2 separate regions of the Homo sapiens genome follow, and region 2 is linked to region 1. A link is an interaction called in ENCODE POLR2A ChIA-PET data of the cell type or tissue named here. Cell type or tissue: Caco-2. All regions are shown on one strand. Each heading gives the region's core, and the rest is flanking DNA. Links, peaks and the distances in the headings are about the cores only. Region 1 overlaps CALD1 (caldesmon 1). Region 2 overlaps CALD1 (caldesmon 1).

Evidence for each region. Peaks named below come from ENCODE experiments on the same cell type or tissue, not always from the same donor. Only the 100,000 strongest peaks of a DNase experiment are listed, where the experiment ranks them.
Region 2: POLR2A ChIA-PET joins it to region 1 with 6 read pairs; 2 of 35 experiments call an interaction of 5 or more read pairs at or near these places.

The regions. Positions count from the first base shown.
Region 1 is chr7:134,945,857-134,951,240 of GRCh38, forward strand. CALD1 (caldesmon 1) reads left to right here. Exons shown (of 15, transcript NM_033138.4): 8 at 1,652-1,913; 9 at 4,518-4,658. Among named protein-coding and RNA genes, the nearest start is that of AGBL3, 38 kb to the right of the region's middle. In Caco-2, for the core only: no CTCF peak of the experiment used is centred there; DNase peaks (open chromatin) are centred at 150 and 3,095.
Region 2 is chr7:134,802,523-134,807,906 of GRCh38, forward strand. All of the region lies in intron 1 of CALD1 (caldesmon 1), which reads left to right. The region is part of intron 1 of LOC124901750 (a long non-coding RNA gene); the gene reads right to left. Among named protein-coding and RNA genes, the nearest start is that of CALD1, 26 kb to the left of the region's middle. In Caco-2, for the core only: no CTCF peak of the experiment used is centred there; no DNase peak of the experiment used is centred there.

The sequences.
Region 1 (5,384 bases), core at 82-5,081:
TTTAGCTCTTAATCAAGAGGCAATGGGTAATTTCGTCTGCCAGAGATCAGCTGCTAGAGTCAAGCTCAAGGCACAGTTGTGGACAGATGGATTTACTTCAATGCCTACCCTTAGTTACAGCCACTTTTTCCCATTCCCAGCGCCTGAACCTTTCTGTCTTCCCTCCTGATCCATTACTCCAGGCAGACCCAAGTTAACCAGTAACTTACGGGAAAGGACTAGTAAGGCCACTACAAGACTTTTGAACTCATTCACAAGTAACCTTTTGGACTACATGCCTCCCTTTCTAATAACAACTAATATTTATACTGTAGATGATATAGAAATTATAGTATATCAGTATGATATCAGTATGATATCATACTGATATAATACATAAGCCCATGCAACCCACTGAGGTAAATAGAATAAATAGTATTTACCCATTTTTCCATGTTGTAGCATGTATCTTCTTAAAAATTGTGGTAAAAACAAACATCACCTAAAATTTACCATCTTAAGCATTTTTAAAAGTACAGTTAAGTAGTGTGAGGCATATTCATATTGTTGTGCAACAGATCTCCAAAACTCTTTTCATCTTGCAAGACTGAAAGACTACACCCATTAAACAGCAACTCTTTATTTCCTGCTACCGCCCACCCTCTGCCTCTGGTAACTACAGTTCTATTTCTGTCTCTATGAATTTGACTACTTTAGATCCCTCATATAAGTGGAATCACACAATATTTGTATGATTTCCGTGATTGGCTTATTTCACTTAGCATAGTATCTTCAAGGTTTATCCATGTTGTAACAGGTAACAAGATCTCCTTCCTTTTTTTTTTTTTTCTCTTTTTTTCTTACAGACAGAGTCTCGCTTTGTTGCCCAGGCTGGAGTGCAGTGGCACAATCTCGGCTCACTGCAACCCCTGCCTCCTGGGCTCAAGCAATTCTCCTGCCTCAGCCTCCAGAGTAGCTGGGACCACAGGCACACGCCGCCACGCCCGGCTAATTTTTTTTTTTTTGTATTTTAGTAGAGACAGGGTTTCACTGTGTTGCCCAGGCTGTCTTAAACTCCTGAGCTCAGGCAATCCGCCCGCCTCGGCCTCCCAAAGTGCTAGGATTACAGGCGTGAGCCACTGCACCCGGCCTCTCCTTCCTTTTTAAGGCTGAATAATATTCCATGGTATGGCTAGACCACCTTTTATTTATCCATTCCTGCTATGATGGACACTTGGGTTGCGTCCATCTCTTGGTCCTTGTAAATAATGCTGCTATGAACACGGGTATACAAATGTCTCTTCAAGACCTTGCTTTCCATTCTTTTAGAAGTGTATCAGAAGTGGGATTGCTGGATCACGTGGTAGTTCTCTTGTTGATTTTTTGAGGAACCTCCATACTGTTTCCATAGCAGCTGCACAACTTTACAATCCCATTTTACAGTGCATATTTGTCCCATTTTACAGCTGAGGAAACGAAGCACAAGTGGAAGAGCAGAGGCTCCTGGACTCTGTGATTCCGGGCAGACCCCTTCCCCAGCCTACCCCCTGGGCTAATGAGAGGCAGTGGGTATTTAGTCGGGGATGCAGAAGCCGCAGACCGACCTCCCCTTCCTCCAGGGAGACTACAGGCAAAAGCATGTAAACCCCTTTCCATTGCCCCCCAACCACAGCCGCCCTGGAGGGAGGGCCAGCGTGGACACCAAGGAGGCTGAGGGCGCCCCCCAGGTGGAAGCCGGCAAAAGGCTGGAGGAGCTTCGTCGTCGTCGCGGGGAGACCGAGAGCGAAGAGTTCGAGAAGCTCAAACAGAAGCAGCAGGAGGCGGCTTTGGAGCTGGAGGAACTCAAGAAAAAGAGGGAGGAGAGAAGGAAGGTCCTGGAGGAGGAAGAGCAGAGGAGGAAGCAGGAGGAAGCCGATCGAAAACTCAGAGAGGAGGTAAGGCGGGCGCTAGCCCACTGAGAACGTTGCCCGGGAAAATTCCCTAGTGCCGTGCGGCTGTTCTTTTGAGCATGGGCTCTCAAAAATATTTTTTTAAGAATAATAAACTTACCATGTGCTAGGTACTGTTTTATAACTTGTAGATGTATTAATTTGTCCACTGCTTCTAAGAACTCGCTGACCTAGGTACTAATCCCCATTTTACAGATGAGAAAACTGAGGCACAGAGAGGTTTTGTTTTTGTTTTTGTTTTTGTTTGTAACTTTCCCAAGGTCTCCCTTGAGTCTGCCTGACATGCAGGAGGAGCCCCATCATTAAAACCCTTTACTGCCTCTCAAAAAGGAAAAGTTAGAAAGCTGAAAAGGATGAAAGGTCTGCAAATTAGTTACCAGAATGAAGTTATGGTTTTCTAATAGTTGGAGAGTTTTTATAGAGAAGATTTTTTTAAATCTTTTTTTTTTTTTAATGAGCAAGTAAGTACATTAGAATATAAAGAGGCAGGGACAGTATCTGCGTTGTTCATTACTGTATACCCAGGACCCCATACCGTGCCTGACATGCAGGAAGAGCCCCATCATTATAAACAGATGGATTTGTTTCATCTTTTAAGACAGAGCTAAAAACAGCAGATAGAGTTACAAGGAGGAACATTTTGGCTCAGCATATGAAATAATGTTTAACCAACTACAACTTACAGTACTACAGTTTACAAAGTGCATTCTTTCATTTCATCCTGAGGTACATCGTTCTCATTTTATGGGCAAAGAAACCAGGAATCAAATAGTTTGAGTGACTTATTTGAAGATTCTTGACTAATAAATGGTAGAATCAGTAAGGAGACCCCGCTTTTCCAACTCAGAGCCCAGAGCTTTTGAGATAGCGATCTCCCATCATTCAAAATATGAAGAAAAAAAAAGACTTTCAATGGCATTTTGACAAGGATCCTATGCAAAATTTTCCTGAACTGTATGGAAAATTTGGATACATTATTTTGAGGTCTCTTTTAACTCCAACTTTCAATGAGCCAATGACCTTTGGTTGGGAAGTATGGGAAGTAATCAGGATGATAGAGTTTGGGGGTTAAACACACCCCAGGCTTTTTTTTTTTTATTGTTTTTTTAGACATAGTCTTGCTCTGTCACCCAGGCTGGAGTGCAGGAATGCAGTGGTGCAATCTCGGAACACACCCAGTCTTCTATCCTAACTCTGTCACTAACAAGCTGGGGCCTTGGGAAAACTGGACTACTCTGTGTCTTCTTTTCCTTATCTGTGAAATAATATCTACTTTGCAGGATTCTTCCAATAATTTAATAGATCATTGTGCTCCCAGTGCCTGGCACATTCTAGGCACTCAAAAATTAGTAGGTATCATTATTGCCATCATTGTTATTATGATTATTATTCAGAGGAGGAGAGTATCAGGAAAGGCTGAAGAGAAATCACGAAGTCTTAGAACTGGATTGGACCTAGGAGATTATTTGGGCTAAACTACCAAACACAGGATCCTTCTGTGACATCCTCTGACAGATGAACATCTAGTCTCTGCTTGAGAACATGCAGTGATAATGATCTCACAGCTTAAGAACTACCAAAGACTGCATTAAATCTCTCAGAAAATCAAGTTGTGCAACTTGATCAGAGCCCTGATAGAGAAGACAGAGTATTCTAGACTAGGAATGAAGACACAGAGGGGTTAATGAGACAGTCTGTAAACATTTGCAATTGCACTACCATGGTTCAACGTCTAGAGCATTTCAGGTTTGTCAAACCATCTAAAATTATATATTCACTTGAAGCGGGGAGCAACCATAAAATCACCTCTTGTACCATCTGGCAAATATAGTACCACAGATTTAGATAGCTTTTCACATAAGTTATTCATTTGTCTTCACAACTCTCCTAGGATGTAGGTAGAAGGAATATTCATATCCCTTTTACATATACAGAAGTGTGAGGTCATTGTTAATGACCCACAGGATGGTGGTGATTATGTATCATCCTATGGGAAATCATCATAATGAGTGTTAGTCTAAGCCAGGGGTGTCCAATCTTTTGGCTTCCCTGGGTCACATTGGAAGAAGAATTGCCTTGGGCCACACATAAAATACACTAACACTAATGATCGCTGATGAGCCAAAAAAAAAAAAAATCACAAAAAGGTCTCATAATGTTTTAAGAAAGTTTACGAATTTGTGTTAGGCTACATTCAAAGCCATCCTGGGCATGATGTGGCCCCTGGGCCATGGGTTGGACAAGTTTGGTGTAAGCATTTTACATGTGCTATCTCACTGAGCCCTCACGAAAGCCCTAAAAAATGAGTACTATTGTTATCCCTGTTTTACAGATGAAGAAACTGAGCCACAGAGCAGATAAATAACATGGCCAAGGTCAGGCAGTTGGAAAGTAGCAGCACCAGAATGCAAATGCAGGCAGCTCGACTCCAGCTCTCAGGCTAAACCTCTGGTGACCACCTAGAAGGGGAGTGTCCAGCCTGCGGCCTGAGTCTGCTGCCTCTCCAACTGTGCTCTCTCTCCTACAGCACTCTTCCCTTTGGCTGTGAAGCTGGTACTGATGCCTCGTTATTTGTTCTTTCTCTCTTAGGAAGAGAAGAGGAGGCTAAAGGAAGAGATTGAAAGGCGAAGAGCAGAAGCTGCTGAGAAACGCCAGAAGATGCCAGAAGATGGCTTGTCAGATGACAAGAAACCATTCAAGTGTTTCACTCCTAAAGGTTCATCTCTCAAGGTATTTTTTTCCCCAGAAAACTTCTATTAGAATATGATAGAGACTGGATTTTAGCCCCTTGTTTAGTTATTGATTATACAGGGCCTTTGTTCATTTATCTTTTTGCTATCCTTCCAAGTTAATCTGTTCAGGCTGCTATAACAAAATACTTTAGACTGGGGCCAGGCACGGTGGCTCATGCCTGTAATCCCAGCACTTTGGGAGGCAGATGTGGGCAGATCACCTGAGGTCAGGAGTTCGAGACCAGCCTGGCCACCGTGGTGAAACCCCATCTCTACCAAAAATTCAAAAACTAGCCGGACGTGGTGGCACACACCTGTAATAATCTCAGCTACTTGGGAGGCTTAGGCAGGAGAATCACTTGAACCCAGGAGGCAGAGGTTGCAGTGAGCTAAGATAATGCCACTGCACTCTAGCCTGGGCAACAGAGCAAGATTCCATCTCAAAATTTATCACTCACAGTTTTGGAGGCTGGAAAGTCAAAGATCAAGGTGCCAGCAGATGTGGTGTCTAGTGAGGGCCTATTCCTCATAGGTGGCACCTTCTCCCTGTGTCCTTACATGGTGGAAGGAGAAAGGGAGAAAACAGGCTTCCTTAGGCCTCTTTTATAAGGGCACTAGTCCCATTCACAAGGGCCTCACCCTCATCACCTAGTTACCACCCAAAGGTCTCACCTCTTAATACCAACACATCAAGGACTCAGTTTCAACATATAAATGTTGGACC
Region 2 (5,384 bases), core at 248-5,247, 140 kb before region 1:
GAGATGCTTCTCAACTTATGATGGGGTTATATCCTGATAAAGCTATTGTAAGTTGAAAATATTTTAAGTTGAAAATGCATTTAATACACCTAACCTACTGAAACATCACAGCTTATCCTAGCTTACCTTAAATGTGCTCAGAGCACAGTTGGGCTAAATTATCTAACACAAAGCCTATTTTATAATAAAATGTTGAATCTTATGTACTGCATATCACTAGCCAGAGAAAAGATCAAAATCTGAAATTTGAAGTACACTGAAATTGCAACAGTTCCATACTGTTGTAAAGTCAAATCTTCGTAAGTCAAGGACCATCTGTGTAAGATTCAAGTACCTTTTTCCGTGTTTGTGTGTGTAAACACAAGTTTTTATTTCTTTTGGCTAAAACTGAGAAGTGGAATTGCTGAGTCTAATGTACATGTTTGTCTTTACAAGAAATTGCCAAACTGTTCACTGCGGTGATGCTGTTTTTAACACTTACAAGCAATAAATTAGCATTCCAGTGGCTCCCTATCTTTAACAACATTTGGAGTAGTCAGTCTTTCTAATTTAAACAATTCTAGTAGTTGTTTAGTGGTATCTCATTGTGGTCTTATTTTGCATTTGTCTAATGACAAATGATATTCGGCATATTTTTTGTTCTTATTGAACATATGTATATCTTCTATGAAGGATTTATTCACGTTTCTTGCCCAATCTTTAAATTAAACTGTTTATTATTATTTTGTAGGAGCTCATTATACTTTCTGGATACAAGTCAGATATATGTATTATATTAATACATATTTTCTCCCAGTCAGTGGCTCACCTTTTCATTTCCTTGATGCTGTATTTTGATAAACAAAAGTTTTATATTTTAATGAAATCCCATTTATCATTCTTTAAAATTTTATGGCTAGTTCTTTTTCTTTTCTCTTTAAGAAATATTTGCATACTCTATCTAGGTTGCAAGGATCTTCTATTTAAAAAAAACTTTTAGTTTTTGTTTTTATGTTTAGATCTGTGGTCCATGTAGAATGAGTATTTGTGTATGGTGTCAGATAGCAGTTGAGTTTCATTTTTCCCATTCATTTATCCAATTGTTCCAGAACAATCTGTCAAAAAACCTTGTCTTTATGAATTGTATTGACTCCTTGTTGAAAATCATTCATCTCCTGCATAGGTGTGGGTCTAATTTTTTTTTTTTTTTTTTTGAGACAGTCTCACTGTGTCACCCAGGCTGGAGTGCAGTGGCACAATCTCGGCTCGCTGCAACCTTCGCCTCCTGGGTTTAAGCGATTCTCCTGCCTCAGCCTCCTGAATAGCTGGGATTACAGGTGCAGGCCACCACACCTGGCTAATTTTTGTATTTTTAGTAGAGACAGGGTTTTGCCATGTTGACCAGGCTGGTCTCAAACTCCTGACCTCAGGTGATCCACCCGCCTCGGCCTCCCAAAGTGTTGGGATTACAGGCGTGAGCCACCACACCCAGCCAGGCATGGTTCTATTTCTATAGCTTCTTTTCTGTTCTATAGATTCATTTGTCTTTTCTTGCAAATACCAAACTGTCTTGATTACTGTGGCTTCATTAATGTTAGACATTGCTTGTTACCTTTCTACTGTTGGAGATAAGGATTTAGTACATTCATACAATCTCCCCGTTCAATACGGCATCTTCCCCATACTTTCAATATTATAATAATTGTATGAATACTTCATAGCTTACCACATAGTATACTATGATTACATTTTCTTTCTATATTACCACTTTCCTTGCTACTATCCCCCATGATTTAATAATGACTTCGTTTCTTTTACCTGTTTGTTTTCTATCATTAATGCCTGCCCCAGGGTATCTGACAGGAATGTCAAACCCTTTTTAATACAGTCAAACACATCAGGTAATTTGTCAATTATTTTTCTTTAAAGAGACTTTTCTGGAAACTTCTTGGCATTTTCTAGGTTTGGTGCACAGCTTGCTGTTCTAAATCTTCACTTCACAGTCATCTGAGGCATTTCCTTCCTAGGACTGAAAGGAATTTCCTTTGTATGTGGGCTGAAATTTGAATCCTCCATTTCCTGGTTCCCATTATTCCTCCTTCTTTATACTCTTGTTTTGATGAAGAAGATTATCTAAGAGCATCTTGAACAAGCGTCCAGGGACGACAACATTTCTTAGAACTTAATTGTTTTTAGTATCTTTGATTTAAGACATACTTGATTAATTTATTGGCTGGGCATAGAATTCTAGGCTGGAAATCATTTTTCCTAAAACTTCCCCAAACATACCTGCACTGTAACCTCCCAACAGGGTCTCCTTGCCCGCTTCCTAGACAGAGCTGATTTGTCAAGATGGGGAATTGCAATAGAGAAAGAGTAATTCATTCAAAACCGGCTGTAGGGGAGATCAAAGTTTTATTACTGCTAAAATCAGTCTTTCTGATAACTCAGGATGGGAATTTTTAAGGGTAATTTGGTGGGTAGGGGGCCAGTGAGTTGGGAGTGCTGATTGGTCGGGTCGGAGATGAAATCATAGAAGTAGAAGCTGTCCTCTTGAGCTTAGTCAGCTCCTGGGTGGGGGCCACAAGCCCAGATGAGACAGTTTGTGGATTTTTATTCATTCTGAATACTATGGGCCTGTTCAATCCAGAAAAACACATCTTATAGTTAGAAATTTTCTTATATAATTTTGGTGATAATTTCCTTCTCCTCATTTCCCATGTTCTGATACACACAGTCTCCTCTGTCACTGAATTATTGAGAGCTTGAACCTCCTAAACCAACTCTCTGATTTTGTATTTTCTTAACTATATTCTACTTTTCTGTATCTTATTCTAATTTTTGAGAGTTTCCTTAACTTTGGCTATATATTGTTTTTAGCCATAGTATTTTTAATTTCTAAGGGTTCTTTGTTGTTGTTGTTGTTGAACATTTCTTTTTATAACATCCTGATCCTCTTTCATAGATACAGTAGTTCTCTATGCCCCTGGAAATATCATTTATATTTTCAGTGCCTTTCTGCCCCTGCCTTATCTGAGTTTTCTCTGTGTTCCTGTTTTCTATTATTTGTGCTAGTCTCTGTCTTTCATTCTTCCCTCAGAATCCTGGTGATCCTTGGCTGTCTGTCCATATATAGGAGCAAGGCAGTAAAAAGCTGATTAAAAGCTATGGGTTCAGGAGTGCTGGCTGGCAGAAAATGGGCCAGTTATCTTTCTTCCCATGGCAATCTCCAAATACCCATATCTCTAGATCCTTTTTCTTGAACAAGTTTATCCAAAGATTTTCTTTTTGCTCTGTTACCCAGGCTGGAGTGTGGTGGTGTGATCTCGGCTCACTGCAACCTCTGCCTCTTGGGTTCAAGTGATTCTCCTGCCTCAGCCTCCCGAGTAGCTGGGACTATAGACACGTGCCACCACACCCGGCCAATTTTTGTATTTTTAGTAGAGATAGGGTTTCCCCATGTTGGCCAGGCTGGCCTTGAACTCATGACCTCAAGTAATCCACCCTCCTTGGCCTCCCAAAGTGCTGGGATTACAGGTGTAAGCCACCACACCCGGCCCCAAAGAAGATTTTCCAAAACTCTTCCTCTGAGTTGTAAGCAAAGGGTCAACATTCTGAGAAGTCTTAGGGCATTACCTGCATTGCAGAGCCATCCCCATGGCATAGTTTCCCCATTTGCCTTTGGTAGGCCCTGTCAGTTTCACTGGTTCTAGGCCATGTTTCACATCAGTGTCTTGGCTGGAATTCCTAAGCAGATAGTTCATATTTGCTTCCCATTCCCTCCCACAAAAAGGGGTTTTTCTCCCCCCAGCCCACGGTTTAGCTTCCTCATTAGTAGGCTGTCATGGGTAGAGGGTTTCCATTTGTGTTCGTAGATGAAATGCCACCTTTCTAGCTTGTGGCTTTACACAGGCGCTCAGTTCCAGTTTTCTGCCGTGTTACCAATGAATGCTATCATACCCTTAACTCAGGCCAACTTCTCTGTCTTTGAGTTTCCTCTGTATTCTGGAACCTGGAGATGTTCTTCTCTTGCTTACAAGCTCATTTAAGTGTTGTTTGTAAATGTTTTGCTTATTTTTTCTGCAACATTTATGCATTTGAAGCAGAGTAGAAATGCTTCTTGGATCTGCTTAGTCCATATTGACCAAAAGTCTAAAGTTATTGATTCAGAATTCTGGACTCTGAGAGCAATCAGTAAATTATAGTGCCTCGGTTTGCTTGTGTGTATATTATCAATCCTTCGCCAACAATTTTTTTCTGTTAAAAAAATTCCTGTTAGAATTTTTATAATACTTATTTTTCTATATCTGTCCATTAGTGTAACATGGTGGTCAAAGGAGAATTTTTTTCTGGTAGTTTTTCCTGTCACAACATGGCTCCCAAAGAGTAGATCTAGTAAATGAAACAGATTGCCTTGGACTATCTTAATAACCATTGCCATCATTTTTCCCCCAAATTTCACCTATTTATTCATTCAGATTGCATTATTAATTGAGGAAAATTAAATTATCTAGTGGAGATTTAGCTTTGAAGGTAATTTCAGACATGACAGCTGTGGTCGGAGGAAGATTCTCAGTTTGTATGCAAGTGGAGAAGCATCATCATGGGCAGAGGACTTAGCCCCTGGTCCTAATTTCTATTTTTCCATGCTCAACCTTTTAAATAGAAATGAGTCTTGTAATGGGAAAAATGGAAATATTGCTCCTTGAGGATTTGAAGAATATGAGACCTGAAGACCTCAGATTTTATATCTATTAAAACATTGGCACAACCATGCAACATTCTTTCCATGATACCATGACTGGTTTATTGAGGAGTCTCAACTCACTGGGGGTATAAAGAAGAAATGATTTCTATTTTTCCCTATCAGTACTGTTCTGTGTCAAACTTCCTTTTATTACTAGCTACAGGGGGCCTTTAATTACATCTCCGACCAGTTTCTAAACTCAAGAAGGATAAATTGCTCCTACCCTCACCCCACTCCCCCAGGCTAGAGTCTAGTGGCTTAGAATTGTAGGGTTCTGGCTCTTAAACAGCTTATTTTCCTTCATTCCAGTGAATAACCCTGGAATATGGGGGAGCATGAAGAGGGTGGAGGAAGAAGAGGTCTGTACTAGACTTCTCATAATAACTGGTGTTATGAAATGACCTAAGCCAATCTGCCTCTTCACAGTTGTCTGGAGTGGAGCGATCTCAGCTCACTGCAACCTCCGCCTCCCTAGTTCAAGCAATTCTCCTGCCTCAGCCTCCTGAGTAGCTGGGATTACAGGTGCCCGCCACCATGCCCAGCTAATTTTTGTACTTTTATTAGAGACGGGGTTTCACCATGTTGGCCAGGCTGGTCTTGAACTCCTGACCTCAGGTGATCCACCTGCCTCGGCCTCCCAAAGTGCTGGGATTACAAG